Regions from separate parts of the Homo sapiens genome. Here region 2 is linked to region 1. Evidence: chromatin loops called from intact Hi-C (ENCODE). Cell type or tissue: PC-3. All regions are shown on one strand. Links, peaks and the distances in the headings refer to the core of each region. The heading gives the core; the rest is flanking DNA. Region 1 holds the start of EGFLAM-AS2 (EGFLAM antisense RNA 2). Region 2 overlaps EGFLAM (EGF like, fibronectin type III and laminin G domains).

Evidence for each region. Peaks named below come from ENCODE experiments on the same cell type or tissue, not always from the same donor. Only the 100,000 strongest peaks of a DNase experiment are listed, where the experiment ranks them.
Region 2: it touches region 1 in a loop (16-fold over the local background); 4 of 110 quality-filtered maps call a loop at or near these places.

Annotation. Positions count from the first base shown.
Region 1 is chr5:38,395,605-38,411,747 of GRCh38, forward strand. It overlaps EGFLAM (EGF like, fibronectin type III and laminin G domains), which reads left to right. Exons shown (of 22, transcript NM_152403.4): 7 at 10,522-10,637; 8 at 11,224-11,542; 9 at 12,201-12,301; 10 at 13,400-13,500. EGFLAM-AS2 (EGFLAM antisense RNA 2) reads right to left here and starts at 7,867. Exons shown (of 3, transcript NR_102750.1): 1 at 7,795-7,867; 2 at 6,220-6,477; 3 at 4,210-4,402. In PC-3, for the core only: a CTCF peak has its summit at 9,281 (motif pointing left); no DNase peak of the experiment used is centred there; H3K27me3 peaks cover 3,908 bases.
Region 2 is chr5:38,259,150-38,275,292 of GRCh38, forward strand. All of the region lies in intron 1 of EGFLAM (EGF like, fibronectin type III and laminin G domains), which reads left to right. Among named protein-coding and RNA genes, the nearest start is that of EGFLAM, 8.7 kb to the left of the region's middle. In PC-3, for the core only: CTCF peaks have their summits at 6,582 (motif pointing right) and 6,781; a DNase peak (open chromatin) is centred at 6,592; H3K27me3 peaks cover 4,923 bases.

The DNA of each region.
Region 1 (16,143 bases), core at 4,284-12,283:
CAAATGTGAAGCCACTTTAAGGAACAGAGAAGCTACACAGACTCAGGTGCTCACATCTTAGCTTCAGCCCTCTTGCTGTGCAGCTGTAGGCGTGTAAGTCTCCCTCCCCACTGGACTGTGAGCCACCGACAAGCTACATCTGCTCTCTTTGCCATCTCACTCTCCCTGATGTAGCTCCTGATTTCTCAGTGCAAGATGTGAATTGAGCCCCCTTTTTCAGGGAGCCAACTGGAGACCATACTATGTATGTCAATTTTCGGTTAGTTACCCTGTCTCTCCAAATGATTTATCTTTTCATCTTTGCTTTTCTAGCAGATCATCCCCATAAGGACACAAACGTGTGTTCTCTACTCATAGAAAAGCCTCTCCTTATGCTCACAACCCACCACCTACCACTCCATCTCCCTGCTTTCCTTCAAGCTAGAGTTGTTGTGTTCACATTCACTGTACCCACTCTTTAAAAGCCTCCTATTCATTCTTCAACCCATCCCAACCTGCTCCCACCCCCAACTACTCATATGAAAACACCAATGATCCACATTTTTTCTGAACATAATGTTGTCCCATAAACATATCACATGCCATTAAATTTCTTTTCAAAAAGTGTAAATGATAAGGAATGTGATATGTACTGCCAGATTATCCCACAGAAGGAGAGAGAGAGAGAGAGAGAGAACCCACCAAAGTGCAAGCTTCCTTTCAAAAGCCATATCCTTCTGATGCTATGGGTAATAGTTTTCTCCCATTAACAGTCAGTTTACAATTGCTACCAAACTACCAAACTTCCAGTGAAAATGACTGACTAGATACATAGATCGTATCAGATTATAACTGGGGTCTTTCAACTAACATTTATTTTGCATTTACCATGTGCAGAGCACCCTGCAAGATTTGGCTCGTATAGAAAACATTCACTCACTCATTTACTCACTCACTCATCTAACAAATACGTATTGGGTGCCTGCTGTGTACATAGCACTGAATTTTAATGTCAGCCACCATTTCAGATGTTTAGAAATGTTTTAATCACCTGTCTGAATTTTACACTGCGCACCCCACCTCCAGTCCTGAAGTATTGCCACAGAAGGTTGCCAGGAAATTATTATTCATTATTCTCTAAACTTACAGAGGCTCCAAGCCTGAAATTTCTCACACACCATGATGGAAAGATGGCCTTGGGTTTTCCTGCTGTGTTCACAGCCGCTTCTCCCATTATGCTTTGCCTATGTATCTCCTCCATCAGCAGGTGGCAGAGAAGCAGGTGCATAACACCTTGGTCTCTGGCCATCTGCTTGACTTTCCACGGCCCCGTTATCTTTAGAAAGGGAGACTCCGAGAGAGAAAGACACAGTGGCATGTGTTTGGTTGACTGGCTTATGTACTTCAAAAGGCAACACCCCACAGGGGTTATGCACCATTTGCGCTTCTGCTGTGTGGATGTGCATAAAGATAAAGGCATCTGAGAAGCTTTGAGGTGAGGCCTCTGGAAGTCACTGGATGCCTGAGGTGCCATTCTTAAGCTGTGGTCAAATAAGAGTTTCATGAAACGTGCTGAGCATAAAAGAACAACATATCTGCCTATGGCCAGTACTTAGAGCTACTTTTCCCCACCAGTCAAACCACTGCATTCATTAGACTCATTCAGATTTGAAGGGACTGGTTCCAGCAGATTATTTGGGGGAAAGGGAGAGCAAGAGAAGCCATCCACATCTTTGCAGTCCCTGAGTTCCTGTGCTGGCTGGTGTTGAGCAGGCCTTCTTCATGCAGAACCCAGCTACTAGGTAAGTCACCCAGTCGCTCTTGTGACTCACTCACACAGCAAGTACTCAGTTGCAATTTTTTTTAATTAAAATTTTTATCTTTATTTTTATAGAGATGAAGTGTTGCTATGTTGCCCAGGCTGGTCTTGAACTCCAGGGCTCAAGCAATCTTCCCACCTCAACTTCCCAAAGTGCTGGGATCACAGGTGTAAGCTACCACGTCCAGCATCAGATTCAATATTTTCTAAGATAGGGTCTACCTGAGCTGTTTGCTCACCATGTTTCAATTAGGAATGCATTAGCTGCTGCAGCTCCAGCTATCACAAGCACCTTCACTGCCTAAGCAAATGTAGAAAGCTGGGAGGTTCCAACAGGTGTCCACATGCATCTTAGTGACCCAAACTGTCATTTGACTCTCCCTACCCCCACCCCATGAGCAAAGGGGACTTAAAAATCCAGTATTTAGCTTCTGTAATATCTACAGCAGAAGCAGGTGAGAGAGGAGGGAGCTGAGGTTAAAATATCTACCTTATCTTCCAATGTGAAGCACAGATTGTCACATCAAGGACCCTCAGAGATGGCTGGTCGGAATGTGGTCATTATAAGATCAGGCATAGATCCTGGTTCAGTCATTTTTTTGGCCAGGGTAGCAGGACTGACTTTACTTAAAGCGTATAACCCAAGCCAAAGTGACTTAATGCAGAAGAGCCACTGGGAACATCAACTCCAGAGGGGCTCTGGGTGTGGATTGTTTTCCAGGAACACTCTGCAGAATGACATCCTTAAGATCCTGGAAAGGTGTGGCTCCCCTTGGGCCTGAACTTTTGCTGTTAAGAACCTAGATGAATGCTGCTGTCATATATTTTTATTATGGCTAAACTACTCCAAAAGTTCACTGTTTCTATTTTCCATACATTCTGTAAGTTTCTAAAATGTGTCAGGACTGAGTGAGGTTTGGGTGGTACAACAGAAACCAAAATAGATAGTGTTGATTTCCTCAAGGATTTTACAGTCTGGTGGGAGAATTACATTTATGAAATCATCACATAAATAAGCATAAAATTACAAACTCATAATGCCACTAAAGAGGAGAGCTATGAGAACATACCTTGTCTGGGATACAGGGAAGACATCCCTAAGAAAGTGATTTTGCACAGAAATATAAAAGAATTAAAAAGGTAAAGGGATGGGCAGTGAGGGATAAGATTTCTAAGCATAGAGAACAGCATTTGCAAAGGCCTTGAGTCAGAGGAAAGGATGGTTCATCCAAAACATTGAAAGAAGAGCCAGCACAGCTGGAGCACGGTGAGAAGGAATACATTGGTGAGAGATGAGGCTCAAGCTTGCAGGGCCAAGTCACTTAGGATCTTGGGAAGACTTTGAAGGGACTCAAGTCACAGGTCTGACCTGACATTATTCCGTCTAACCAACCAATTCTTGAACATTTGCACTGAAAGAGATGACCCAGTTTCTGTCTGTGGCTTACAGCCTCATGGAGAGAACCATTCTTATTCTGGTGGGTATTAGGGTTTTGAAGAGACACAATTAATAGCACTTTTTTTGGCCCACTTTTGAAATCAATTGAAAAATAAAACAACACAGTCAGCAGAGGAAGATGATAAGGATGAAGATGAAGCAGATGAATCAAATGCCATTCTTATTTCTAAAAAGGCTGGGTCAGAAGACGTAGCTCATTCTAAGAGCCAAAGTGAGCTTGCAAACTCCCTTCTGTCCAGTCCAGACTATGGGAGAGCCCACTTGAGGGAAAGTTTGGGTTTGCACAGGAGTCACACCTACCCAGGCTACTGTTTTCCACTATGCTAGGTGGAGAGGGAAGGTAGGAAGAACTGAATTAATTCATTCCAAATCGAATTCCTCCTCCCTCCCCAGGTTCTTTTTTATTTTTGTTTTCGTTTTTTTTTTTTTTTTTTGAGATGGAGTCTTACTCTGTCACCCAGGCTGGAGTGCAGAGGCACTGTCCCAGCTCACTGCAACCTCCGCCTCCCAGGCTCAAGCGATCCTGCCATCTCAGCCTCCTGAGTAGGTGGGATCACAGACACATGCCACTATGCCTGGCTAATTTTTGTATTTTTGTTAGATATGGGTTTTCGCTATGTTGTGCAAGCTGGTCTCAAATTCCTGAGCTCAAGCGATCCACCCACTTTGGCCTCCCAAAGTGCTAGGGTTACAGGTGTGAGCCACTGCACCCGGCCCCCAAGGTCCTTTGATAGATTAGCTTCCCTCCTTCAGAAATGTGGACCTACTGCTTCCACTTAGCAGCCAAGTCACTGTCCCCACCTCTGTAGGCAGGGAAAGCGGTTGGACAAGAATCCAGCAGTACTTCGGGAGACTCTATTCTCATGACTGGAACTTCAAGAGTAGGGAATAAGTGTTCCTCCCTTGTTGTTGCTAAAAGACATTAAGAGAAGGGACTCAAAATACAACCTGCTCCTTTTGAGTGAAGATGGATTCCGATAAATGACAATGGATCACCTCCTACAGGAGAACACAATGCTACAATCCCAAAGCATGTGACTTCCATGCTGGACTAACTTCTGTTTGCTTTTTCATCCACATAAGTAAAATTCTCCAGTTGTTTCTTCTTCAAACCTTGCTTGATGTGACAGATACCTGCAATATGTCTAAATTAAAAGGGTGACTTTTAGGATCACAGAATGTTAGTGCTGGAAAGGTTTTCAAGGTCATCAAGTCTAATCCTACTCCTTATTTTATTGGAAAACACAAGACCCAGAGAGATGAAGTGGCCTGCTCAAGGTCACCCAAGCCATTTATGTCCTTCTCCCAATTATTTGGATTGTATGACTACCGATATTTCCAACTACATCATGTTGATATAGCTGAGAAACTCATTATTTATAGAAAACCTGTGATGCCTTTATTAAAACAAAGCACAGGTTTTTTTATAAAATAAAAGTCACCCTTTTATCTATTAACAAAAATTTGTGTTTTGTTTATTAACTTTTTTTAATAACCCCTGAACTAGTGGTTTGATTATTCTGGTTCTAATAAATGTCTCCTTTTTAATGTTCTCTTTTCCTAATTAACAAAGTACCAAGTAGAAAGAGATAAGTTATGCACTTTAATTACAATAACCCCAGGCTACAGGGAGAATTCTTATCACTGGCTTGGACCGTACATTCTGTGCTCACTTAGAAATAACATTGGTAAAAACTTCCTGTAAGCTGTGGATTTGGGATCTGAGGTGGCGGGGCAGTCAGGAAAGAGAAGTAGTGAGGCTTTAGTTCCAGGTTTCTTCCATCATGCTGTGACTGGTTCTCTCTGTGCTCATTTCCTTCTTATTAAAAATGGGAAATGACTATTATCCTGGATTATTATGAGAGAGGGAGTTTGGGATGCTGCAAAGAGGACTGGGTTGCAGCAGCAGGAGCCCAGAATTCTAGATCAACTCTGCCACTAATGAGCTGCTTCTCTGGGCGAGTCTCATGGATTCTTTGAGCCTTAGTTGACTCCTCTGTAAAATGGGCTTGTTGTGTTAGCTGATCCCTGCGGTCTCTCTATGAAAGTTAAAATTACTTTGACTCTAAATCCTTGTGATTCCATATTCCTTTTCCCCTTCTTCTTCCGTACCCTATGTTTCCCCAAACTGAGTGAACTCAGGTTTCAAAGAAATAGGTTACAAAAAGTGTCAAAACGGAAACAATTTTTACAGAGACCAAAGAACATTATCCATTGAAAAATATGTGCCTTATTTTACTTGTCGAAATGAGCAGAGAATCCAGGATTATTTCCATTCTCATTATGGTATCATTTTGTAGCAGCAGCAATTTGCTTGTGGTCCTTTTCTCTGAGGAGTTCCCTTCAAGAAACAGAATTTCCTAGAGCAGATGGAGGGGCAGTAAGAGATCTCAGCCACCTACACTCTAACCCTTGGCTTCTCTAGGTTCCAGGTTCTTCTGACTGAACTATCTTTAGATACTTGATGCCAAAAAAAATTGTGCAATAGAGTCTTATGGACATTGAACTAGAGTCATATTATCTGATTCTAGAGTTAGAGCTTCCTCTAATGGGATGCATGATCTTGATTTTAAGTCAATTCTTTTCTGTGGCCTCGGTTTCCATGCTTGTGAAATGACAAGATTGGGCTGGATGGTGTTTAGATCTCTTTCCATTCTTACTTCTAGCTTCATTTGGGGGAAAAGGACAGGATTGGTGGCAGTTTTCGGGGTCTTTGGATTGGGAGGCAGAGTCCCACCATGTTGAGCAAGGGCAGGACATAGTTCAGCACTGTGGGAGTGTCTCCTGTCACTCCTCTCAAAGGTGTTGACCTTTGTTGAGTACATGAAGTGTTAGTGACATGGAGGAAGGGAAAGGATATGAAGAAATCTAAAATATGGTTTCTGCCCTCAAAGGATTTACAATCGAGTTGGTAAACACAAGGGCAAGAGTCTAAGGCCAGGAGCCCAGAAGATCTACATACCATCTTACACGTGTGTTGACTTTATCAAGCAATGGGCATTTATGCTGATTGGAGGCATATATCCATGGCTGGGTTGCCCCATCCAGGAGAAGATGAAGGAATGTCCTACAAGTCTTGGTGGCTTCTTACTTTGTGGAGTCACCATTTTTCCCAGAAGAGTCTGTTTTCTTTTTAAAATGTCGCTTGATTTTGGTCTTCTGATGGCACACATTCAGCTCTGTCTCCATAGAATGCATGCCCTCTGGGAGAATAGGTAGGCTGTGTGTAAGGAGATAGGAGTGGGAAAAAGATGACAATGGGAAAAAGCATTAACCAAAATCCTAGGGTAAGAAAATACAAGATGCATTCAGGAGACAACTGGCAGGCCAGTTTGGCTATTATATAGCTTTTAAAGAGTATTTTTTAAAAAACAACAAAAACCTGAAAACATAATTAGGATTCAGATTAAGTAGCATGATGTAGTCAAAAGAGAGACCAAGGATAAAATCTAGCCCTGCCATTCCCCATCTGTCTGCCTTGAGCAAGTTATTTAATCTCTCTGTGTCTATATCTCCACTTGGTAAAATGGAAGTAATAACACCAATTTTATAGTATTTTGTGAGGATTAACTTAAGCGATGTATGAAAAGCTCCTGGCACACTAAGAATGATCAACATATGGTAATTTTCTCAAATTCTAGGATCTTTCTACCTCCACAGTGGCTTCTTCTGCAATAGGCGATTAGGAGAGCAGTCACCAGACAGACCTTGGATTTGAGTTTAGCTCAGCCAGTTATAAAGTCTTCAATTTTAGGTAAATTACTTAACTACTCTTAACTCAGTTTTCTTATGTATAAAATGGATTAGTCATACTTACCTTGTAAGATTATTGAAAAGTTTAGAAATATATCATGTTAAGCACCCAATAGTACCTGATAAGAAGAGGAGATGGAGTAGAATTCAATAAATCATGGTGATGGGGGAAGAAGGAGGAAAAAAGGAGCTGTTTTAATTGAGAACCTTGAATTCTTGACCAAGAAGCCTAGAATTTATGTTGTAGGCAGTGGAGAGTCACTGAAGGTGATTTTTCAGATAGGAAATCATAGGATAAAGATGAAGAGAATCTTAACCTTGTTGAGAATGTGTTAATAAGGTGCACAGGGCAAGGAAGAACAGCCTGGAAGGAGAGAGACCAAACTACTGAAGACAAAAGCCAGCTTGCTTTATGTATGTGCTGTATAATTCTTTTACTACCAAATGGATTTCTTCTTCTGGAATCTAACAATTCTGAATATGTGAGAGAGGCAGAGATAGAAATGAAGAGTGAGGGAAAGGACAGAGGGGAGAAAGAGAAAGAGAGAGAGGGGCCGAGAGAGATAGATACAGTAGTTCCCTCTCCGCAGGGGATGTGTTCCAAGATTCCCAGTGGATACCTGAAACTGCAGATAATACTGAACCCTATATATGCAGCAGAACTAGCATAAATTTCATTTTCCTTCTTCACAGTTTCACAGATAGAAGATTCATTCTTGCCATAGATCTTAGCAACCTCAGCATATGATTTTTTTCTTTCCTTAATTCAGTTGAGAACTTTCACCTTTTAATTTAAAAGATGCACTTCATGGCTTCTCTTTGGCATATCTGAATCCCAGAATCACTGCTCTTGCACTGTGGGGCCATTATGAAGTCAGATAATGGTTACTGGAACATAAGCACTTCGATACCATGACAGTGAATCTGACAACTGAGACGGCTGCAGACCATGGGGCAGGGAGCATATGGAGCACGGATATGCCAGACAGAGGGATGATTCATATCCCAGGCAGGATGGAGCAGGGCAGTGTGCTATTTCATCGTGCTACTCAGAACTTATGAATTGTTTATTTCTGGAATTTCCCATTTAATATTTTTGGACTGTGGTTGATCGAGGGTAAATGAAATTGCAGAAAGCAAAAATACAGATAAGGGGGACTGCTTGCTGTACAAAGATAGAGACAAGAGGAAGGAGCTGTCCTCAAGGGCCTTTTGTGTGAAGACATCTGGCACACAGATACGCTGCATGCAGGTGGCTTGAGAGAACATGCATCCAGGTATAAATCTGGCATCGACAGGTTGAATTTTCAGTTGACAGGTGGACTACTTTAAATAAAACTGGGGAATTGGTGTGGAAGGGATGAGAACACCGCCTCCCCTTTGTTATCCCACCTCCACCAAGAAGTGCCCGAACCCCTGAGAACAGCTCACTCCACCCTGTCTCTGGGTCATCTGCATCATCTGCTGACTGCACTTCTCTCGTCTGGTCTGGGAGGAGATTGATTTCTGGTCAACAGCACGCCCCCTGACAAAAATGACTTTCTGCCATTTCCTTCCACTCCATTTTCAATCTGATTGCTATTCTGTTTGGAGGAGTGCTATGGTCGGAATGTTTATGTCTCCCTCAAATTCATATGTTGAAATCCTAACCCCCAAGGAGGGGCCTTTGGGAGGTACTTAGATCATAAGGGTGGAGTCCTTGTGAATGGGATCAGTGCCCTTATTAAAGAGGCCCAAAGGGGCTGGTTTGCCCTTTCCACCATGTGAAGATGCAGTGAGAAGGCACCATCTGTGCCCTCATCAGATACTGCCAGCCCTTTGATCTGGGACTTCACAGCCTGCAGAACTGTGAAAAATAAATGTTTGTGGTTTACAAGCCATCAGTTTATGGTACTTTTGTTGTAGCAGCCTGGACAGACAATGTAGGAGGGTGAGTTTGTCTTCCTGAGAATGGTGCATGACTTAGCTTATTCTGAAAGCAAAATGTCTTTAAGTTTAGTTTATGTTTTTTATGCTTTTTATGTTATTTTTCCTTTTTCTTTTCCACTAGGCATCCAAACACTGGATGTCTAATAACTAATGAGTGGCAGCATCCTACCAAAGCCAGTTTCTGTTGCCAAAGTTGTTACTGCCCTAAAGGCTGGTGCCTGGCTTTTTCAGTTGAGAGAGGGCAGCAAGTTAATACCTGTGCTGGCCCAAATCCACTGTGAGGACATGCAGGTGCCCTGGAGCCGCTCTTTAAAAGGCTGCCACCTCCTGGTGGAGTGTTTCCCATGTGCAACCTAAATCAGAGCGCTGTGGATCAGTGGATTCTGCGGATGACAGTTGAATAAAAATGCCAACTGAATGTTCCCCAAAAGATGATGCTCTGTATTGACGTCTGAGAGGTTTTCTCACCCACCTTTCAGTTCTGAAAGATTTAGTTGTCCTGCTAAGATGGATGAAATGGATGACCCCCAAGATACCTTATAGGGCCCCCTTTTTTTGGTTGTGGGAGTGTTTACTATAATCTCCCTTTTTTGTTTTAAAGACCTTTTAGTGAAATACTTTGTACTTCAAAAGTATATATATGTATATATACAACATATAAAAAATATGAATATTTACAGGTACCCAGCACTTACCTTAAGAAACAGAATATGATGGAATACTCTCAAAGGCCCCTGTGAATCACACCTCATTCACATCCCTTTTCTATCTTCCCTTGGGTATTTATGTGTTTGTCCTGCTTTTTTAAAGAGTTTAAATTACATATATATGTATCCCTAAGTAATATATTGTTTTGTTTGCTGTTGTCTTTTATATTAATGTCATCAAACTAGATGCATTCTTTTGCAACTTGCATTTTTTTTGTATGAAGTCATGTGAGATTAAGCCATGTTGATATATTAAATGATGATTCATTCCTTTCCCCTACTATATGGTACTCCATTCTATAGATATACTATAAATAATTTAGTCATTCTTTGTTGATGGACATTTGGGATGTTGTTTGTTCTTATAAATAGCATATTTGGAGTATTTTTTACTATTACAAATTCTGATGCTATGAACCTGTTTTGAACACGCCTTTTGGTACACAGGTACAGGAGTTTCTCCAGCTTTTGTAAGTTGGGATGGGATTGCTAGGTATGAACAAACATCTACTTTATGAAATATTTCCAAGTATTTCACAAAGTGACTGGACCAGTTTATACAAGTACCATATGAGTCCTCATTGATCCCGTCCTTAGTAATATTTTTATTATCTGATTGACATTTTTGCCAGTCTTGTCAGTATAAAATGGAAGCTCTTTCTGGTTTCAGTTGGAAATTCCTTAGTAACTTATGAGAGGAAACTTTTTTTATATCTTTTGGTCATTGACGCTTCCTTTTCTGTGTTGAATTCATTGTTATGTTTCCAATACACTGCGTTCCATTCGGTACAGCTCTGCCTGTGGCTGAGTTAGGCTAGACAATAGTGCAAAGAAGGCCTGTGCTGATGAAGGGTGTGCTGCTTTTCTTTGTGAAGGCCCTGAGGAGGCGGGAAGTGGCCGCTATGGACCCCGTTATATCACCGACATGGGAGCTGGTGAGGATGATGAAGGATTTGAAGACGACTTAGATTTGGATATTTCCTTTGAGGAGGTAACAATAATCTCTGCTCTTAAAACCCAGGGTGTTTGTGTTTTCTTGCCGAACAAGACAATTTAGCCAATGGACCATAAACATTTTACTTAAAACTTAAATGTGCCCATTTGCTTTTAACACTGATTTGTTTTGTCTGATGATCAGTCTCCAGGTGCTGATAAATCAGTAGTAGGGAAGTACTAGCCATCCTGATGTTCCATAGGCAGCTCCTGCCTGCGGACTTCACAATCTGGCAAAAACATATTTCTATTTCCCACCAAGGGAAATTTCAGAAAATCAAGTATTATAAGGAAATGAACAATTCCTTGACAAAGTCATGCATCTTCATCATATTGTAATAAGAATAAATAATGTAATATCAGTTTTACTGCTGATTTTCTGAGTAATACAAGGAAAAGCACTATAAGTCCCTGACCATCAAGCTCTTTGTCCATAAATTAGAGTCAGTGCTGTCTTCCCCATCTCCATCCTAGGGTTTTTGGAAGTGACCATGTTTTCAAGTACTAGGCAACAACTATAAATAAAACAGTCCAATTGCCATGCTCTGTGTTCATCTTGAACCCCTTTCCTTCTCTGGCTTTAGGTTAAACCACTTCCTGCTACCAAAGGAGGGAATAAGAAATTTTTGGTGGAAAGCAAGAAGATGTCTATATCTAACCCAAAGACCATTTCTAGGCTCATCCCCCCTACCTCAGCATCTCTCCCTGTGACCACGGTGGCTCCCCAGCCCATTCCCATACAGAGAAAGGGGAAGAATGGTGTGGCCATAATGTCAAGGCTCTTTGACATGCCTTGTGATGAAACTCTCTGCTCTGCTGACAGCTTCTGTGTCAATGACTACACCTGGGGGGGCTCGCGATGCCAGTGCACCCTGGGCAAAGGTGGTGAGAGCTGCTCAGAAGGTAGGCCCTTGGGGGAGAGGAAGAAGTGGTGATGAATTGGCACCATTGACAGCCAGAGGGCAGTTTTGTGGTCCAAACATAGTTCCTTCTAGTCCCTTCTCCAAGATAAGTACCTTCGTCCACATATTGGTCATTAAATTAACTATACAAGGCAAATTGTGAGGCAACTTTCATTGCTTCTAAGTAGACAGCAGCCCTATTTCTATGTGTGCCAAATGTGTAGTCCCTTTAAAGCAATCAATAAATCATCCTGATACTATCTTAGAGAGGTAGGTTTTACTATAATCACATCTCTACCAAAATACGCAGTTAAAGCTTATGCATGAGGGTTAAGAAGGATAACAACTGGGCCAACTTATATTACACAAAGGCCTGTATAGCTGAGGGCAAGTGACAGTGGCCCTAATGCCATTGGTTTCTTCTTAGGAAAGCCAGTGCCGGTCTCCAAAAATGCAGCTTCTTCCTAAGAATTTCAGAAGCTCAAAGTCTCCAAGAATGAGAGTTGTAGGTATAAAAAGTATAGAAAAGAAGATAGCGAAGTTGAATAGATTAGTGAGGGTTCTCACTTAATGATATTCAGGCAACGTTGTATATTGATTTTTGCTTTTGAAGAAGTGAGGAAATAGCATTCTTTTGTGTTGTCTTTTTTCTTCTTCAGATATTGTTATCCAGTATCCTCAGTTCTTTGGCCACTCCTATGTAACGTTTGAACCTCTGAAGAATTCTTATCAGGCATTTCAAATTACTCTTGAATTTAGGGTAAGAGGGATGTGTTGTTTGATGAGTGCTTTTTGGACACTTTAACACAGCAATGTGCTACATTCAAAGGCTGGGGGAGAGGAAGCGGGGCAGCAGGGAGAGCGACGAAAGGTAAATATGACACAGAGCCTGTCTCTAAACCAGCTCATGAGACAATAGGAATGAAGAGTACATTCACAACATTCAAGTGTGACAGTGAGGAGACGGTGGGTTTGTATATTACTGAACTATAGAGTAGCTGGCATGAAGATTGCAAGTGAGAATGTTGGGGTCCGAGCAATGTTGTTCACAATAGTGATTTCTCCCAGGCCAGGATTGAGAAGAAACAATGCATTCCCCGTTCCAAAATTGTTTAAAAAGAGAGCCCAATTCTCTGTCTTCATTGTGATAGCTGTCACTGAACAAATAGAAAACTTTTCTTTACGCAAGCCTTGCTTCGTGAGGGCCCAGTGGAGGTTCTCTGATTTGAATCAACTGCAGATAAGAATTCAGTCAGTGACCTCAGCTTAAACTGATTCTTTTGGGTATCTCCAATGATACAAAAAGGTCTGGAGGTCTGGAAAGAAGTCTCATTTGAAGTCATGGCCACAGTGTTGAGTCTTCAAGAAATGACCTGTCTTAGTCTAAGACCACCAGCACAGCTTTTGGCTGAGCTATTCTTACCATCCTGTTCTCCTGATAGAAGGAAAGAAGCAAATGTGCATGCCTCCCCAGGGGGAGGGAAATAGAAAGAACAAAGTGAAAATAGAATTGGATGTACACCAGCAATGTCCTCACTGTGACCGTGGTCTTTGTACATTTGGTTTTCTGAGGCTCTGCAGGTGCATCCACAAAGGACAAGTAAAGAGCGGGTCAAAGATGGGGTCACCTTGCTCTCGCCTCACTGCTACCCCTCAGTTTATATCACTGCCATTTGTTTATTGAAAATGAACTGGGACCAGGTATCTGGGAGTGAATTGGAGCCCACATGCTTGACCCTTTGTAGATAGGATCGTGGAGGAGAAAATGCTCAAGTTTCACATTTGTGTCTTTCCAGGTGGTGCCTTAAGGAAGGGGAGGTGCTTACTGTTCATGTGGCTTTTGTTTGTATAATCACAGGCGGAGGCAGAGGATGGCTTACTGCTCTACTGTGGGGAGAACGAACACGGGAGGGGGGATTTCATGTCCCTGGCTATCATCCGACGCTCCCTGCAGTTCAGGTAATTCCTGCCAAAAGCCTCACACTCTTTTTTTGTTACATTATCTTACATTATATTTGCCTTTTTATAGTATGAAAAAATATATACAGGATAGGTTCTAGTAGATGAAAGAATGGTTTGTATAAAATGAGTATGAACCAGTTTACCAAATACTGGTGTACTGGGATTGCAGGATAACCTATAAAACTTGGGTTTTGGAAATCATTCATTCATTCAGCAGCACCTACAGTGTAACTGGCTCTGGAGGTGTTGTAGAGTGTACCTGGTCCTGGGGATGCTGTTGAACATACCTGATGCTGCAGGTGCTGTTGAATGTACCTGGCACTGCAGGTGCTGTTGAATGTACCTGGCTCTGGAGGTGCTGTTGAATGTACCTGGCACTGGAGGTGCTGTTGAATGTACCTGGTGCTGGAGGTACTGTTGGATGTAACTGGTGCTGTAGGTGCTGCTGAATGTTTCTTGAGGAGGGTACCTGGCACTCCTGTCAATCCTGAGGATGCAGAGTGAGCCAAAGGAATACAGTTTCTTTTCTCTGGAGCTCTAGTGGATGTGATGGGAAGAAGGCTGGGGCCTTCTCATCTCCCTTTGGCAAATGTGGCTGACAGGTGTGGACTGAGAGGAGCCTCCAACCTCCTATGGGCTTACCATCCTCATCTTCCTCTGGGCTGTGCTGGGAACTCTTTGGCTTGCCTCCACTGCCCTCATCGTTTCTCCCCCAACACACTTTGGAAGCCACCTTTAGCTTATGTGTGGTCTTCCTGGGGGGCAGAGTTTTGTCGAAGGGTGAAGATTTTAATGAGTCTTGTGGAGGTGTGCACTGCACCTCTTTGTGAACAACCAACGGGCACCAGCCTTGTCCTTCTCCGTGGCGCACTGGCTGACATCCTAATGGCACCAACCCCCTGCTGCCTGACCTTCAGCATGTGGCGCAACCTCTCCAAGCCTGCCTTTCCTCATGGGGCTGTTGTGAGGGTTAAATGAGTTAATTCATAAAAGCGCTTAGAGCAGCGTCTGACCCAGAGCAAGTACTCAATAAGCATCAGCCATTATTGTCTTCTTAAATTACCTTCAGCATAAAAGTGTTTTTGGTTAAGTTGAAGAAGGCTTCTGAGCATCCCACTTGGGCTAGAAAATGGGCCCCCATGCTTTACTAAATGATTTGATTCACAGAAGTTTGGTGTTAGCCACCAGGATCTTGGGCGGTGGTTTTCACCTTGTAGGGTCCTAGCACTTGGAGGATCGGATAGACTCTCAGTAGCACTGGCAGTTGTTAGCTGGTAGCAGCTCTCCAACTATGTAACTCCTGCTGAGTGAATCTGCTATCCTCTTCAGGGTAAGCCTGTTTTGCAATGCCTCTTGACTGCATCTCACTTCACTGAGGATCTCGAGACAAAGGGAGGGCCTGAGAAGTGGCTGCAGTTAATGCAAATCCTAGTAAGGAAAATGCCGGCTACGACTCCTTCCCCACCGGCAGTCTCAGGATCCATGTGGAAGAGGCATGGTGGCTATTTGGAAGTGGACCAGAAAGGTCCAAGATTCCACCTGTTAGGCATAGTGACCATGGGCACTCCTGGGCCATAGGGAGGTTGGGATAAAAACAAGAATAATGCAGCCATCTGAGGACACCCCTCCTCTGTCTCACCTCACTGCTGAGCCTCCTGTGGACCTCGCCTGTATTGAGGTACAGCTAAGCACAGATGGCAGGGCTGGCCAGCTTGCCAAAATGAGCCTGAAGACCTGGATTTTTATATTTTATGAATATCACTGAGCTTTATTATTTGAGAGTTTGGAAAGTCCCCAGAGAAATCCCTGGAAACACAGTGACTTGCATTCTATTCACTGTAGCTTGAATTCACTGTAAGCATTTGGCAATTGCTGAAAACAAGAAGGAGGTCCTTAGTTGCCCATCATTTTCTTTTCTTTTTCTCTTTCTTATGATTTTTCCTTTACTTTTCTTATGGGTCCTGTCCTTTTCAGAAACAAAGAAGGCTAAATTGCTTCCGAGCAGAAGTGATCATGTACTTCCAGTCAAAAGAAAATGGGAGCTGGTTGCAGTGGCTCACACCTGTAATCCCAGGATTTTGGGAGGCCAAGGTGGGCGGATCACGAGGTCAGGAGATCGAGACCATCCTGGCCAACATGGCGAAACCACGTCTCTACTAAAAATACAAAAATTAGCCGGGTGTGGTGGCATGCGCCTGTAGTCCCAGCTACTCAGGAGGCTGAGGTGGGAGAATCGCTTGAACCTGGGAGGCGGAGGTTGCAGTGAGCAGAGATCACACCACTGGACTCCAGCCTGGGCAACAGAGCGAGACTCTTTCTCAAAAGAAAAGAAAAGAAAACGGGAATGCGGATTAGCTACTACCTTTCATTAATTTCTTTTTTTTTTTTTTTTTTTTTGAGACAGAGTCTCTGTTGCCAAGGCTGGAGTGCAGTGGTGCAATCTGGGCTCACTTCAACCTCCACCTCCTGGGTTCAAGTGATTCTCCTGCCTCATCCTCCTGAGTAGCTAGGATTACAAGCATCTGCCATCGTGCTCAGTTAACTTTTGTATTTTTAGTAGAGACAGGGTTTCACCATGTTGGCCAGGATGGTATCGAACTCCTGAGCTCAAGTGATCCACCTGCCTCGGCCTCCCAAAGT
Region 2 (16,143 bases), core at 3,171-11,170, 140 kb before region 1:
TCAATTACAGAGGATGGCAACCATGCAGAGGAGTCAAACCAGCCCCTCCTGCGTCTCCAAACATTTTACTCAATTCATATTGTCCAGAGCCCAGCCATTTCCTGTTAAGTGTCTGAAGGGTTGCCTGGAGCCCCCTCTGCCCATCTCGGGTCCTGCCCACGCGTTGTGCAGGGATGTGGACTCTGCTCTTAGCATCCTCTTCCACTCTGGGGCCATTTGTTCAGAAGGAAGCACCCAGTGGGTTAATTTTACCGTGTTTTGAACTCCTGTCTTTGCTTTGGCATTTAAACAAAGAAATGTACGTTGTAACCTGTTATAAGGGACTGGGAATTGGGGGAGAACTTGAAACCATAATAACGTGTGTTTCCTCTAGCTGCATATAGGTAAAAAGTCTTCGTTTATTTTGGTCTACTTTGATTTGGCCTATGCTGTGAGATTATTCAAAGTAGAACATTCTGAACAATGAAGTTCTAAACATTGTTTCCCAAATAACGATTTTTATTACTTTTTGCTGGGACCATATTTAGAATTCTGAAAAATCTGTTTTGTCTTAACTTACTTTGTAAGGGAGGTTGTCTTATGGGATTAATTATATCTTATGAACAATGGAAAACAATATTACTTTTATTTGAATGCAGTCTGCAAAACCTCACAGAAAGTGCAGTTTGTCTTCACAAACGTTTCTGTAAGAAAGAGGCAAAGCTAGGAAAATTTATCAGAGGGCAGAGAAAATCGTCTTAGCGGGATCCCATGTGAATGCTTAAATATTTTCGCATTGAAACTCTCTATCTGGAAATATGACTTGTTGCATTTCGGCTCTGGAAGCGTCCTCAGTCTTTGCACTGTGTCTCTTATTACCAGCACTTGTTACCTGCCTTGAAATCTAAGGTCATTATCATAATCTACACCATATTTAAATTATGAGCCACTCCATTTATGAGCTCTTCAATTCATTTTGGAGATAATAGCTTCAGTCCAAGGTAATATCACATTAAATTGTTTCTCTTCCTGCACGCACACATACATATACCTTCAAGGATTTCAGTGAAGGGCTTCTTTCTAACTTTCCTCCTTAAGATAACCACATCACGATCAATTGCATTTTGCAGATTTATTCACATGAAATCATCTATTAATTGTCACAATTTTTAAACAAAGCATAGTTATATCTATAGTTTTAAAGCATGAACAGTGTATGCAATGCTTTTTAAAGGATATATTTTAATCCATTTAAGGGGAATTTTTAAAAAGCATTTTATAAAAACCTGTTGTATAAAACTGCTCATGTGGGTCATCATATTTTCCTTCTTATTTTTTGGAGTTCTTCTCCTAAAAAGATTTTCTACCTGGTTCATTCAGGGTCTCATTCTGATATTCATGCCAGGAATATGCCATGCTGGCCTCTTTGGTTTTATTTGAAGCATAGATAGGGTTTTGATAGTGGAAACACCACCTCTTAAATACTTTGGCATATTAATTACATCAAATTTGAGATAGAAGTGTTTAGACTAGGTTCAACCTAGAAGAGTTTTATTTTTATTACTTTATAATTTTATCCAGACACTAGCTTTCAGGTTGGAAAGCTTCTCAGATTAAAATGACAGCTACTTCATAACTTCAGGGGAAATTTCCCTCCTGGGCTCATTTACATCCCTTGGAAAGACTAGTTTTTGATCCGGAAAATTGGTCCAGATTAAAAAACTGAATGTGCCCTGCTTGGCTCTGATGTGAGCAGCAACTAGCTAATTTATAATCTTCCCCAGACACTAGCAAATCCTGCTAGTATCCATATGGGAGTTTCTTTGTACCTTGTTTCCTCAACAGAAATTGGTACATAGACAGTACTTTGAAGGTATCGTGGCCACGGTGCAGGCATACTGGAGCGGTTCTGTCTTATTTGGATGACCCTCCCTATCTCCTCATACTCCTAAATCTACTTTTGATAAGTATAGCATTGTTGGAGAAGTCTTGGATTCAAAATCAACCTGGAAATTCCCCATCCGCACCTACCTCTGGTGAGAAAAAACTGAGTAGCAGCTTCAAGTCTGAGTCTAGTTTGGGTTCAACACAAGCAACCTTTCTCTTCACCCCAAGATAGCTCATCTTTTGACATTGAACATTAATAAAGAAACCTCTGCATTTGCCAAGACTTACAAGAAATGACAGTTTTCAAATTAAGTGAAATTAAATCATAATAACTAACACTAAGTGCTTGCTACACTGTTCTAAGAACTGGATGCACAGTGATTTATTTAATCAACCCAATAGCCCTGGGAGATGGGGACTATTATTATCACTGTTTTACTGAAGGAGAAATTGTGGCTTAGAGAGGTTAAATATCTCATCCAAGGTCACACAACTAGTAAGCGGTGGAATGGAAATTTAAACTCTGATATTCAGGACCAGAAACTGAGCTCAGAACACTGTGTTTGCAGAGGTGTGTAGCATGTCTTGTAGGGTGTCTTCCTGGAGGCTGAAGAGTGGAGCTCCCGTGGGTCAGATATTGGAGCCTAGGTGGAGGCTGCTGTTTTGTGTGGGGATCCTGCGTTGCTCTTAAACATTTGTAAATGGGATCTGCCCATGCCTGCTAAGACAACAGAGTGCATATGATACTGAAAGAATTTTGGAAGCTACTGTCTACTGGCCTCATTTATAAGAATCACAGGGTGTGGCCTTATGGGGTGATGATGAACCACTTGCTTCTCTTGTTGAACTCCTGGGGATTAAGGCTGGTGAGGGTCAGAGGGCCCACTACAGTACCTGAGGGTAGAAAAAGGGGCCTCTGAAGAATGGGAGGGTTTAGGGCCCTGTCCTTTCCCCAGACCTTCACGGTGTGGACACACCACTCATTGGATAGCCTTCATTCCTTTTCAGACTACAAATTAGAATCATAGGCCTGGAAAGAAGTGAAAAGTCCTCATTTTGCAATGAGGTTGAGGGTGACTCAGTAACTTGCCCCAGTTAACATCAGAAGCTGAACTGGAACTGGCACCTGGACCTCCCACCCTCCTGAGTGGTCTCTAGCCTAGTGCTGGTCCCATCACCTGAGTCTCACCAGAAAGTGCGGGAGGACTGCCGTGCTTCTGTGGTGGGGCAGGAAGAAGGGAGGGGAAATCCAGACAACTGCGGGAACCAGCATGCAACAAGTCACTTAATTCCCGCAGGCATATTGCTAACTCTTGTCCTTATTATCATTTTAAAGTCAGATTTATTGAGGTATAATTTATATGCAATAAATTTCATCAAGTCTACAGTTTGATGAGCCCTAACAAACATACACAGTAATGTAATCACCGCCGGAATAGAAATATATAGAACATTTCCATCATCCTTAAATATTACCTTGTGTCCCTTTGTAGAAAAATGACTCCCTCCCAGCCCCTGGTAATCACTGATCTAACTTCTATCCCTGTAGTTTTGCCTCTTCCAGAATGTCATATTTTGTGTCCACCCTCTGTCGCATAATGCTTTTAAGATCCATCCATGTTTTTGCATATATTGGAAGTTTGTTCCTTTCTTATTGTTGAGTAGTGGTGCGTTGGATGGACCATGGAATTCCAGTTTGTTTAACCATTTGCTAGTTGGTGGACTTTTAAGTTGTTTTCAGTTTTAGGCTATTATGAATAAAGTTCCTAGACACGTGCACGTAGAAGTCTTTGGAAGATATATGTTTCCATTTCTCTTGATAAACAGAAGGAGTGGGATCACTGCATCACATGGCAGGTATATGTTGAGCTGGATAAGAAATCACCAAACTGTTTTCCAAAGTGGCTGTACCATCTTACATTCATACAATGTACGAATGTTCTAGCTGCTCCTAATCCTCTACAACACTTGGTAGAGTTTTTTTTTGGTTTTGTTTTAGTGATTCTATTCTAATAAGCATGTAATAGTATGTCATCACAGTTTTAGTTTGCATTTCTCTAATGACTAATTATATTGAACATTTAAAAAATTTATTTATTTGCCATCTTTTCTTTGGTGAAATCTTTGTTTAAATGTTTGGCTGATTTTTAAAACTTGGGATGTTTGCCGGGCATGGTGGCCCATGCCTGTAATCCCAGCACTTTGGAAGGCCAAGGTGGGCAGATCACTTGAAGCCAGGCGTTTGAGACCAGCCTGGCCAACATGGCAAAACCCCAGCTCTACAAAAAATACAAAAATTAGCCGGGCTTGGTGGCGCGTGCCTGTAGTCTCAGCTACTTGGGAGGCTGAGGCACGAGAATCACTTTACCCTCAGAGAGGGAGGTTACCATGAGCCAAGATCGCACCACTGCACTCCACCCTGGGTGACAGAGGAAGACTCTGTCTCAAAAAAAAGAAACAAAAAACATTGGGATGTTTATTTTCTTATGATTGAATTTTGAGTGTTTTTTGTATGTTCTGGATGCAAGTCCTTTATGAGATCTGTGTTTTGTAAATCTCGGCTTCTAGTATGTGGCTTGTCTTTTTATTTTCTTAATGGTGTCTTTCAAAATGTAGAAGATTTACATTTTGATAAAGTCTAATTTATCATTTTCTTAAATGGCTCGTGCTGTTTTTTTGAAAGCTTAACCCGTGGCTGCAAAGATGTTTCCCTATGTTTTATTGCAGAAGTTTTTTAGGTTTTACATTTAGGTCTATAATTCATTTTGAGTTAATTTTGTATGAGGTGTGAGATATAAGTCAAGGTTTATTTGCTTTTGTATGGATATCTTGGCTTTATTTTCTAAGCACTCTTATGCTTGGTGGTGGGAGGTGGTACATCAGAGGCAAAGGGATCTCCAGCTTGGAAGGCTTGCTGTAGCTCTCAAGCTACAGTGGCTGTGCCATTAAGACCTCCTCATTCCTATGCAGTAGATAGGGTATAGATCGTTTGTCTCTCTACAAGGTTCTGTCAGTGAAGTCAGACTTAGGGCTGACAGCCGTGGCATGTCTGGGAAGGATTCCTGGGGTTAAAGACCGGTGCTCCCAGGCTTAGAGCCTGGGGTTGCTCTTTGTTTATTTAGACAAGTCTCCTGACATTTATTAACTCTCTGGCACTAGGGGGGCTGGAGAACTGCACATGGGTCCTGCCTTTCCTCCTGCCTGTCCAGTTTGCCTGAGGTCCCAGGGTCAGTCGAAGAAGGTCAAGTCAGCGTTCAGAGTTCAAGGTTTTCCCTGGAGTATCTGGGTGTCCATAATCATCCTTAGCACGATGCAGCTCTCTCATCTTTTTCTTTCCACTTTGTCAGTATTTCTCTAGTGGTATAATCAAACTAAAATAAAGATGTAAGGAAAGTCAGGAAGCAAAAACAAAAGGCTGGAAGAGAAGGGTTAGCTTGTGGGCAATACATCTTGTTGGTTGCTGGTAGAGATACATGCACCTCTAGAGGCATTCTGCTGCTGCTAGTGTGAGGCTGAATGGCTAAGGGGCAGTGGCCAGGGATCAGGGGTCATCCTGGTCTACTTCCCCAGTGCCACCTTGATCTACCTGGAATTCACAAGAGACTGGTTAGTTCCTCACTTATAGCTCTCATCCAAGCCCTCTTCCCAAAGCATGGCAATTGGGGGAGATCTCTCATCTGTATGTTCCTTCCTGTCCCCTTTCCAGTCCACTGTACTCCATATCCCAGTGCTGATTCAGGCTGTCTCATTTATCAGGGAAATCTTTAGCTCACAAAAGCCGTGGGGCACTAGAAGCTAGGTGCTAGGGACCTAGCACACTCATCCCCAGCACCCAACTCCTAGCGCCCCACGCAATTCAGGCAGACAGAAATGTTTTCCTCTGATTCTTCACTCCATCACTGTGCTTCCCCTCCTATTGGTTTCAACATCTTATCTAATCTTCATAAGGAAGCACTTCTCTCTTTGACTCCATCTCTCTTTGTTAGTCTCACTCTTTCCATTAATTCTCTGTGAGAGGTAAAGAGACAGAGGAGTCAAGGTCAGGAGTAAGTGTAGTTTAATGTGAGGCAAGACTTGTTTTTCCGAATTCTTTCTCAGGGAAGAGTGGCTTGGCCAGAAAGGAGCTGAGTGGTGCTTTTTGTTCTTCTTACCCAGAGCCGAGGGCTTTAATAACCTTAGCATTCTTTGGGGAATAGTAGTCCATCTGTTTATGGCTTACTACAGCCCAAAAGTGGTCTAGTAATTTTGGCTAGATTTCTGGAAGACTGAGACTCAGCATCCGAGGCTGAGGTGGGACTCCAGCTTGCCCAGGGCTATCCTGTGGCTACCTCGTGTTCTCCTGCCTCACACCCTGGCAGGCCGGACTGTAGTGTTTCCCAGCTGACTGAATGATGTGATGTCTTGATTGCAGCAGAAAATCTTTTGAGTTGCTCAAGGCCCGTGTGCCTTGCCTTTGTTTTTGCATGTCAAGCTGCACATCTTAGAGATGCACCTGCTATTTCAGTTATCGAAAAAGGGAAAAGGTGAGGAGATATGGCAGCCTTTAGAGGAAATCCCCCAAACTCATCTTTGATTTCACTGATTGTGGACCTCGCCTTCGAGGAAGGACCCCAGGGTGTAGCTTCAGCCTCCTGAAATGAGCGGGGGTACTTTTGCTTCCTTGCAGAACCCCTCATGGGTTCTCATGCAGTGGCTTAGATGAGTCAAATAAAATTTCTGCCAGCAGAGGGCGCACATTCCAGAGCTGGCTCTGCGCGGGTCTCCGCCCTCAGCAGTAATTCCTGCACTAAGTGGATCTGAATTTTTAGAGTGCAATCCAGGCACCTGCCTTTTTAAACAAGAACCTCAGATGACTTGATGCACACTTTGAGACATGCCAAAAGAGAGTTTGGACTCTCCCACTGCCTCCCTCTCCCTGGTACCTCGACCCAGGTACTCTGTGTTATGCTGATCTTCACTGCTTCATACCTCCACGCCCAGCTGTGACTGCTGACGACAACATGTTGCTCTGGGCATCTGTATTTAACCAGAACAACCCTGTCCTTAGACTCTAAGCTGACCGGTGAAAGAGGGAAACCTTGCAATGGCGTTAACAAAAAGCCACGCTGTTCTCTATATAACCAACATTTTCCCCCCTTACCTCCCTCACCCCCAATCCCAAGCTTATTCTTTCAGCCTTCAAGGCTGGTTTCTCCTGGTGGAGCAGGAAGGCTTGGGTAAGAGCACATATTTTGATATTCCACACATTGGGGTTCAAGTTCTGACACTTTACAGCTACATGGTGACAGTGGGTCAGTTATATATGCTCCATAATCCTCAGTTTACTGATCTGTAAAAATAGGATAAAGAAAGACCCTACCATAAAATGTTCCAGGGAAGATCCAATACAGTAATGCATGTAGCAGGGCATTAAAAAGGATTAAAGACTGACATGTGAAGGCAATATTTAAGAAATTGGGATTGTTTAATCTGGACAAGGAAGAAAAACCTGAAAGAATTTCTATATTTCCAGGCATCAGAAGTAATAAACATAGACATTTATGATTTTATGTACTTTTATTCTTTTCTATAGGTATTAAGGTATGGTTACATGTGATGTAACTTGTATTGAATTGTAACATTTTTCAGACAAATGAATTAACAAATTAGAAAGACTCCCTGGTCAACCACATGCCTTGATTTTTGGTTTGGAAAATGAGGATGATTTTTGCCTGGTAATTGTCTTGGGGGAAGTTTTGCAGGATGTGGTAGGGCAGCAGCTGTTCCTAAAACAGAATTATCCAAACTGATATGTTACTGGGAGTCAGTGAAAGTCTCCATAAAGCCAGAGAGCTCAGAAATGGTCCAGGTTTTGCTCACTGATAAGTTGATTGGAGTAAATCAGGAATCACTGCTAGGGACATGGAAAAATAGACCGGGCTCACTCAGTCCATTTCCTATTGATGTTTCCTCAGCTGGAAAGAGCCCCCACTTATCCAAAGCAGGCTAGTGCTTTGAAAGAGCTGAAGTGCTACCTAAGGAGAGGATATGATCTAACAATAGTCATAGTAATTATTATTACTTTCACCAACCACACCGAGCAAGGATATACATCCCAGTGCTTTGATCTCATTTCCAGTATCCCCCTTATCTAAAGACACTTGACAATTCTTTCTTGTCTGACTCTGCAAGTCTTGAGCAATTTAAATTTTAACACTTGTGTTTGCTGACAGGGCACCCAAAATCCCAAATCAGATTTAATGCAATGTTAATGCTATTTATTTTTCTTGCTGCAATAAGTTTATATTAGCCATTTAGTGGCTTACATTGTGCAAAACGAGTTGTATCAGCAGGCACTTTTCTGTAACATCTGGGCACTTGGAAACATAATACTTAAATACAACCTGAGTTTAAAGCCTTCCACAGACAGATGGCTAATTTGATTGATCTAATCTTTCAGTTAGGAATAGATCCCATGATCCTTTGCTTGTAATTCTTGAGTGAGCAGATAAATAAAAAAATGGGTGATGGCTGTGAATTAGGCACCTGTTATATTGTCTGTAATTTATTTTTTAAGTACTTCAATATAAACAGTGACTCTACGAATTACTTTAATCTCTACCCTGGGGGAGCTTAGTTAACACTTGAAGTAATCCAGGCTAGAAGGCACCGCTCTGGCATAAGAATTTACAGCTATTTTCATCTCTTGGTGATTGTGCCATGCCAGTGGTTAGATATTTGGAACTTCACCTCTGTCTTAGGCAGGAATCCAGACTGATTAGTGATTATTTGAAGAACTTTACTATGACGTTCCAAGTGGCAGCAAATATACTTAGAATGATGTTATCAGATATTCACGCTAGAGGGTTCATTAATTAGCATAAATGATGTTAGATGCAATGTTTTTATTGGTGAAAATATGTGATTAACTAGAAAGATTATTCATGTCCCTCTATTTTTACGTGGACAAAGAGTAAGAATCCAGCAACTCCAGAAATCAAGCTACTTTCGAGTGGCTGAATACAGCTAGAGCTCCATTCATTTCTGTGTTTCCCTCACACAACAGTAGACTCATTTGCCTGGCCCCACCCGGCAAGATGGTTTGTTGATTTTTCCATTAGAATATTGATGTATCTCTCTCAGCAGATACAAGCAGTTGCTTGTATTAATTAGGGTAATTAGCATTACCTATTGTAATAAATCCAAATCTGGGTGGCTTGACACAAAATTTATTTTTTGGACTTAGTCTAAGTCCAAAGTGGATGTTCCTTTCTAGGAAGCCCACCTCAGCTGTCTTCCTCCAAAGGGTGACTTGAAGACTCAAGTCATTCTGTCTTTAATCCCACCATCTTATAATACCACCATCTTTAAAATGGACCTCCAGGGTGGGAGGTAAAGAAAAAGAAGTCTTGTGAGAGATTTTTCTGTGCCAAATCAGAATATGGTCATGTTGCCCTAACCCAACTATACGGTTTCTGGGAAATGTCGTTCAGTAGTGTGCACAGGAAGAAAAATAACTAGATGTGGTAGATTGTCTCTGATGCAGTGCTTTGGAGTTCCTGAAATGACAAGAGGAAACATCACCAAATTTACAGCAGCAGGTTGTATGATAATTTTCGTGGCTTCTTTCCCATGGATATTTTATACGTGGCAGAATTTGACTTGGAATTTGCTTTTGTTGTAGTGTACAACCTGGTTGAAAAGCAAATAGTTACCATCTACTTTTACTTGCTGGAGGCCACCACAATTTTAAAAAGGAATCTAAAAACTAAACAGTCAAATTGATTTAGGCCAGTTTGCAGTAAGGTTCAAAAATATGTATATGGGTAAGTGCATATGTGCTATATGTTACTATATATATTTCCTACATTTTACAAAAGGTAAAATTAATCCCTTTAAAAAAAGTTGGCCAGGCTCAGTGTCTCACACCTGTAATTGGGAGGCTGAGGTGGTGGGTGGATCGCTTCAGCCCAGGAGTTTGAGACCAGCCTGGGCAACATGGCGAAACCGCATCTCTACTAAAATACAAAAAATTAGCCAGTTGTGGTGATGTGCACACTTACAGTCCCAGCTACTCAGGAGGCTGAGGTGGGAGGATCACCTGAGCTCAGGAAGTTGAGGCTGCAGTGCAACATGATCCTGCCACTGCACTCCAGCCTGGGCGATGGGAGTGAGACCCTGCATCAACAGCAACAACAACAACAACAAAAACAACCAAAAATTCACTACCCAGTGGATTAAATAGAGTGAGTTTCTAAGGCATATCAACTAGAACTCTAGTCCCTCCCACCCCTAGTTTACTAGAAACTCCTTCTGTTTGTGTCCCATAACAAAAAGGACTGACTAGTCATGGTAGAATATTCAGTAAGGGTTGCTTCTTAAATTATAAAAAAATCTTTTTTTTAGACACCACAGCCTTCTTTGATGAAGATGAAGATGCTGTGGGCTGATCTCAACAAAAACAAATTGATACAGTTGGTTGAACCACTTTTCTTTTCTTTTTTTTTTTTTTTTAGACGGAGTCTTGCTCTGTTGCCCAGGCTGGAGTGCAGTGGCGCAATCTCGGCTCACTGCAAGCTCCGCCTCGCAGGTTCACGCCATTCTCCTGCCTCAGCCTCCCGAGTAGCTGGGACTACAGGTGCGCGCCACCATGCCCAGCTAATTTTTTATATTTTTAGTAGAGACGGGGTTTCACTGTGTTAGCCAGGATAGTCTCGATCTCCTGACCTCATGATCCGCCCGCCTCGGCCTCCCAAAGTGCTGGGATTACAGGCCTGAGCCACTGCGCCTGGCCTGAAACACTGCACTTTTCAAAGCACTTCTAAAAATGATCTCATTTGATCTTTGCAATCCTTGCCCTACCAGGAAGTCAGGGCTGATGACTTAACAAAAAGGAAATAGCCAGGACATGAACCTAGGTCATCCAGCCTCTAGCCCTTGTTGCTTCCCATCAACCCAGCGGTGTTTCTGCAGCTAATGGATAAGAGCATGATCATTGCTATGTGCTTGAGTCTAGCTCTGCAGCCAGGAGGGACCTAGTCAAGAAGACACGCTCTTCAACCAGGCTTCACTTAGAAAGACTCCATGCGTGTCATGGGACACTCTGTAGAGTAACCTGGGACAGCTTTCAGTCATGCTCCTCACTGGTTGGTATGTGGGGAAAGTGGCTTATTTTACAAAATACTGGATGACTACAGGTCAGTTTGCAACTGAGAAGCAGCTGTTGCAGCTGGAGGATATCCCCAAAATCTTTTCAGATGTCTTCTATGGAAAACCCTTTTGGGATCTCAAGGACCACCCAGATGACACTCTGAAGCTTTCCATCCCTCCACAATTTAGCCATCCTTTTTAGTAGCAAATGATATTTGTTAGACCTTCAATGTGGCATATTTCAAGGTTTATCATTCCAGTCTCAGGATTTCTGTTAGTTTCTCAAACATCTCTTTGATGTTCTGGGAATTCCCAATTGGTGTAGTTAAATAAACCATTAGTTTGGAAAAAAAAAAACAACAAGCATTCATTTGATAGTTGTTTTTAAGTAATTGACAAGCTTAGCCACAACCTACACCCATAATACACATCCCTTCAGCTTGAAGGAATTGTAGTAAGACTCCAGTCAGACAGACCTGGGTTTGAATTCTAGCTTTAAAATTTATTTATTGCTGTCTGATTCCAGATAGAGTAGTTTCTTTATGCCTTATATATTTCATCTGAAATTTAAGGTTCATAATACCTACTACAAAGGTTTTGTGTGATAAATAAATGAGAAACTATGATGACGGAAGATATACCTGCAAAAGTACCTAAACATTTGGTACATAATGGGCATTCCAATGTTAATGCATATTAATTAGATTCATTGTGGTCTATAGAGTTTATAGAGTGGTAGAGATGTTAACTTTTCTATATTTATTGTAACCCCAAATATTGACAACATTGACATAAATGTATAATTGAGCTTAGGCATCCATGAAAGTGGAAATGAGAACAATTTCATTTCCTTAATTTCATATTATGAATTATTAGAGTTTATTTCCTCAAATGAGGACTTTTGGTGTTTATATTAGTCATAAAGTTATTGATATTGATGAAAGAGTTGGAGTCAGTTTTGAGTTTAATAAAAACACCCAACCTTTGTTTTGGACTTTGTACAAAATCAAGAAGAAAGGATCAGGCCACTATAGTAGTAATAGATTTTTCAGGCATCAGCTGCATGGCTCCCTACCTTGAAAGACATCATTTGCAGTTAGAATATCAAAATTTCTTTAGCTACTTTTTTACTGTGATATTAAGAGAATAAATGTAAAAGATGCTATTTCTATGATGTGTTCTCCGCCTTCATTTTGCTTCAACCGTACTCTCTACCAGAATAGTCTTCCCAAAATGAAGTTCTAATCCTATCACTGTTGCATTTAATATTCTTTTCTGGCTCACTACTGCTTTCCAAACTCTAAAGCTGGGCCTCTGAAATCTGTCACAATATAGCCCCAACTCACTTTCCTGTCTTCACTGAATACATGCCTGTATTCCAGCCAGGATAGATTATTTGCTATTCCATAGACCTCCTCTTCACTTTCCCAATGCTGAATGTTATCCACATGTTGATCTGACCCCTTGGAATATCCTTCCGTTATCTCTACCCAAGGAAACACAAGCTTCAAAGCATGTCCCAGTTACCTCCAGTTCTATGAAGTCTTCGTGTACTCTTCCAGCCAGAAGCCATTCCTCTCTTCTCCCTTTCTACTTTATATTATGTTATCTGTCTACTTGACTCATGTCTTCTGTTAGATTTGTAACTTGTTCAAGAAAAGCACCATGACTTCTCTACTTTTGTATCCCCTGCATTGCCTAATGGATTATCTTACACATGGTTGGCCCTTCACAGCCAGTTATGGAATGGAAAACAATGGCTTCCTTTGGGGCAAATACATTTTCACATTGTGTGATTAATTTGATCCTATTCCAAGCTTCTGAATTCATTTCATACAGAAAAAGTGTCACTTCCATGTGCCAACATTTTTGCACAACATATGCAGACATTTGAAAACCCACATTTCAGTATGATTCAGAGAAGTGAATGCCCCAGGGAGTCACTTTGAAGCAATATATAATTTAAATCCCACCTACATGCTGCCAAAGGCTATTGGAATAGTGGGGTTTTAAGGAGACTCTAATTGAGTCTGTGCTGTGAAATATGTCATGTTCAATACCTAGAGAACAGGTAGAGCTTGAAGTAATGCATGGGGCTGCCTCAGACTTGCTTTATAATGTCTTTGGAGGCTAAGAAGCAAAGGCAATACCATTTACTCATACACTGAAAAGTAGTAGGTGGGGAGGGGTTAAAATAGTCCAGTGTCCAACAATCCTCCTTCCCCCATTTGTCTTTAAAACCAAAGGAAAGAGAGGCTTGTGTGGGAATGGCATCGGAGGTATGATTGAAAAGGTCAAGTTGCGGGAAAAGGATAAAGCTAGACCAGTCTGCCATAATGAGAACTAACTGTGAGATCATAAGTAAAACAGTACTCCAATTCTTCAACATTCTTCTTCAATTTTATTGTACTGACCCTGGCTTGCTTATGAAGATCAATTCTGTATTCCCTTGAAAGCAAAGCAGCCAAAAGCTAGAGTGTTTGCAAAGGATTTTTCATTCTTTGTTTTTTAAGAACCAACATGCCTGATAAAAATGAATACTCCTGGTAAGTCCTATTGAAAGCAACCAGTTGACTGAAACATTCATCAGTTGACTTTTTGAGAGGTGTGTGTATGTGTGTGTGTGTGTGTGTCTGTGTCTGTGTCTGTGTGTAACCTAAAAGTAACCTGCATTATAATAGCAGTTAAAAATGAACTAAATTGTTTTGAAGTGGTGAAGTATTAGTGATACATGTACCAATGTCTGAAATTTACTTTGAAACACATTTAAAAAAATAAGATTTAGAAGAGGAGGATGGTATAAGATGGTGGAATAGGACTCTCCAGCAATCATTCCCCTGCATAAACATCTATTTGAATAACTATCCATGCATGAAAATACTTCACAAGAGCTAGAGAAACCAGGTTAGAGACCACTGTATCTAGTTATAGCATAACAATAAGAAAAGACACATTGAAGAAGGTAGGAAGGATAGTTATACATTACCCATGTCACCCCTTCCCCAGCAATAGGCAGCACAGCATGGAGAGACACACCATACACTTGAGGGAAAGAAAGAGAAATAAGCAAAGGAGTTTGCTTTGCACTCTAATTCTGGGCTCACCACAGTAAAACCCAGCACTGGGAAGTCCTACACAGCCCGATGACAGGCTGATACCCACAGACATAGCCCCTAGACCTATCCCTACACCAGATGGGAACACATAGCCCCTGCAAGATGGACTCAAGTTCTGGCCTGCATCACTGCTGGCCAACTACAGAGGCTTTGGACTCCACATAATCCCTAGTGACAGGAAGGCCTCAGAAGGTGTGACTTTTGGGCATGCCCCAGTGCTGTACTAGCTTCAGTGGCCATGGGCTTTGATTACACATCAGCACTGCAGCAGCCTTAGCAGCCGTGAGATTCTAGCCCGTGCTGTGACAGCTTTAGCAGCCATGGGACTTCAGTTTGGCACTGTGCTGGCTGTGACAGACCTGGGCTTAGAGGGCCCCCACGCACTGCAATGTGTGCAGTAATTGCAGTCTTGGGGACCACACCCTGACAACCTGCCCAAAATCTCTAGATAGGCTTACTATTGAAGGACATTCCTAGACAGAGCTAGACTGTGAACACTGGAATAAGTATCTGCTTCATCAATGTGCAGACATTGACACATGACCAAAATGATCAAGAACAATTTGGGAAACATGACATCATCAGATGAACAAAATAAGGTGCCAGTGACTAGCCCTGAAGAGATGGAGCGCTATGAACTTCCTGACAAAAAATTCAAAGTAGCTGTTTTAAGGAAGTTCAATGAACTTCAATAAAATGCGTAGAAACAGTTAAATGAAATGAAGAAAAGAATAAGTGACCAGAATGATAAATTTAACAGAGAAATATTAAAAAATCAAATATTATAACTGAAAAATACAATGAACAAAATGAAAAATATATCAACAGCAAAGTTTATTAAACAGAAGAAACAATCTGTGAACCTGAAGATATTTGAAAATATACAGCGAGGATTAAAAAGAAAAAATGAAAAAAGAATGAAGAAAGCTTACAGTATTTATGGGATAGCGTCGAAACAGCAAATGTTTGAGTCATTGGCATTCAAGAGGGAGTAGATGAAAAACAAAGGGGTAGAAAGCTTATTTAAAGAAATCATAGCAGAAAACTTTTCAAACCAGGAGAAAGATATAAATATCAAATTATAGGAATGCCAAAGGTCTCTAATCAGATTAAATCCAAATAAGGCTGTCTCAGGACATATTATAATCGAACTGTCAAAGATCAAAGACAAAGAGAGGATCCTGAAAGCAGCAAGAGAAAAGGAGCAAATAACATATAAGGGATTTCCAATATGCCTAACAGCAGACTTCTCAGGAAAACACTTACAGGCCAAGAGAGGGTGGGATGATATACTCAGTTTTGAAGGAGAAAAAACTGCCAACCAAGAATACTGTACCCAGAAAAGCTGTCCTTCAGAAATGAAGGATAGATAAAGACTTTCCCAGACAAACAAAAGCTGAGGAAATTTATCACCACCAGACCTGTCTTACAAGAAATGCTAAAGGGAGTTCCTCAGGCTGAAAGAAAAGGGTGCCAATGAGTAATAAAAAAAATCTGAAAGTATAAAACTGAATGGTAAAAGTAAGTACACAGTCAAATTCAGAACACTCTAATACTGTAAGGTGGTGTATAAATCACTTACATCCTTAGTATTAAGGTTAAAAGACCAACTGTTTAATGATAACTACAATCATTTGTTAAGGGATATGAAACATAAAAATGTAAATTGTGACATCAAACATTCAAAATGTGGAGGGGTAGTGAAGTTAAAGTGTAGAGATTTTTTTTTCCAATCAAAGTTAAGTTGTTATTAGCTTAAAATAATCTGTTATAACTATAAGATGTTTTCTGTAAGACTCGTGGTAACCACAGAGCAAAACCTATAATATACACACTAAAAACAAAAGGAAAGGAATCAAAAATACTACCAGGGAAAACTACTTAACCAGAAAGAAATATGGTAAGAAAAGATGGAAAGATCTCCTAGAAAACAATTTTAAAATGGTGGTAATAAGTGTGTACCTATCAATAATTACTTTGAATATAAATTGATCAAATTCTCCAATTAAAAGACATAAAGTGGCTTGAAAAA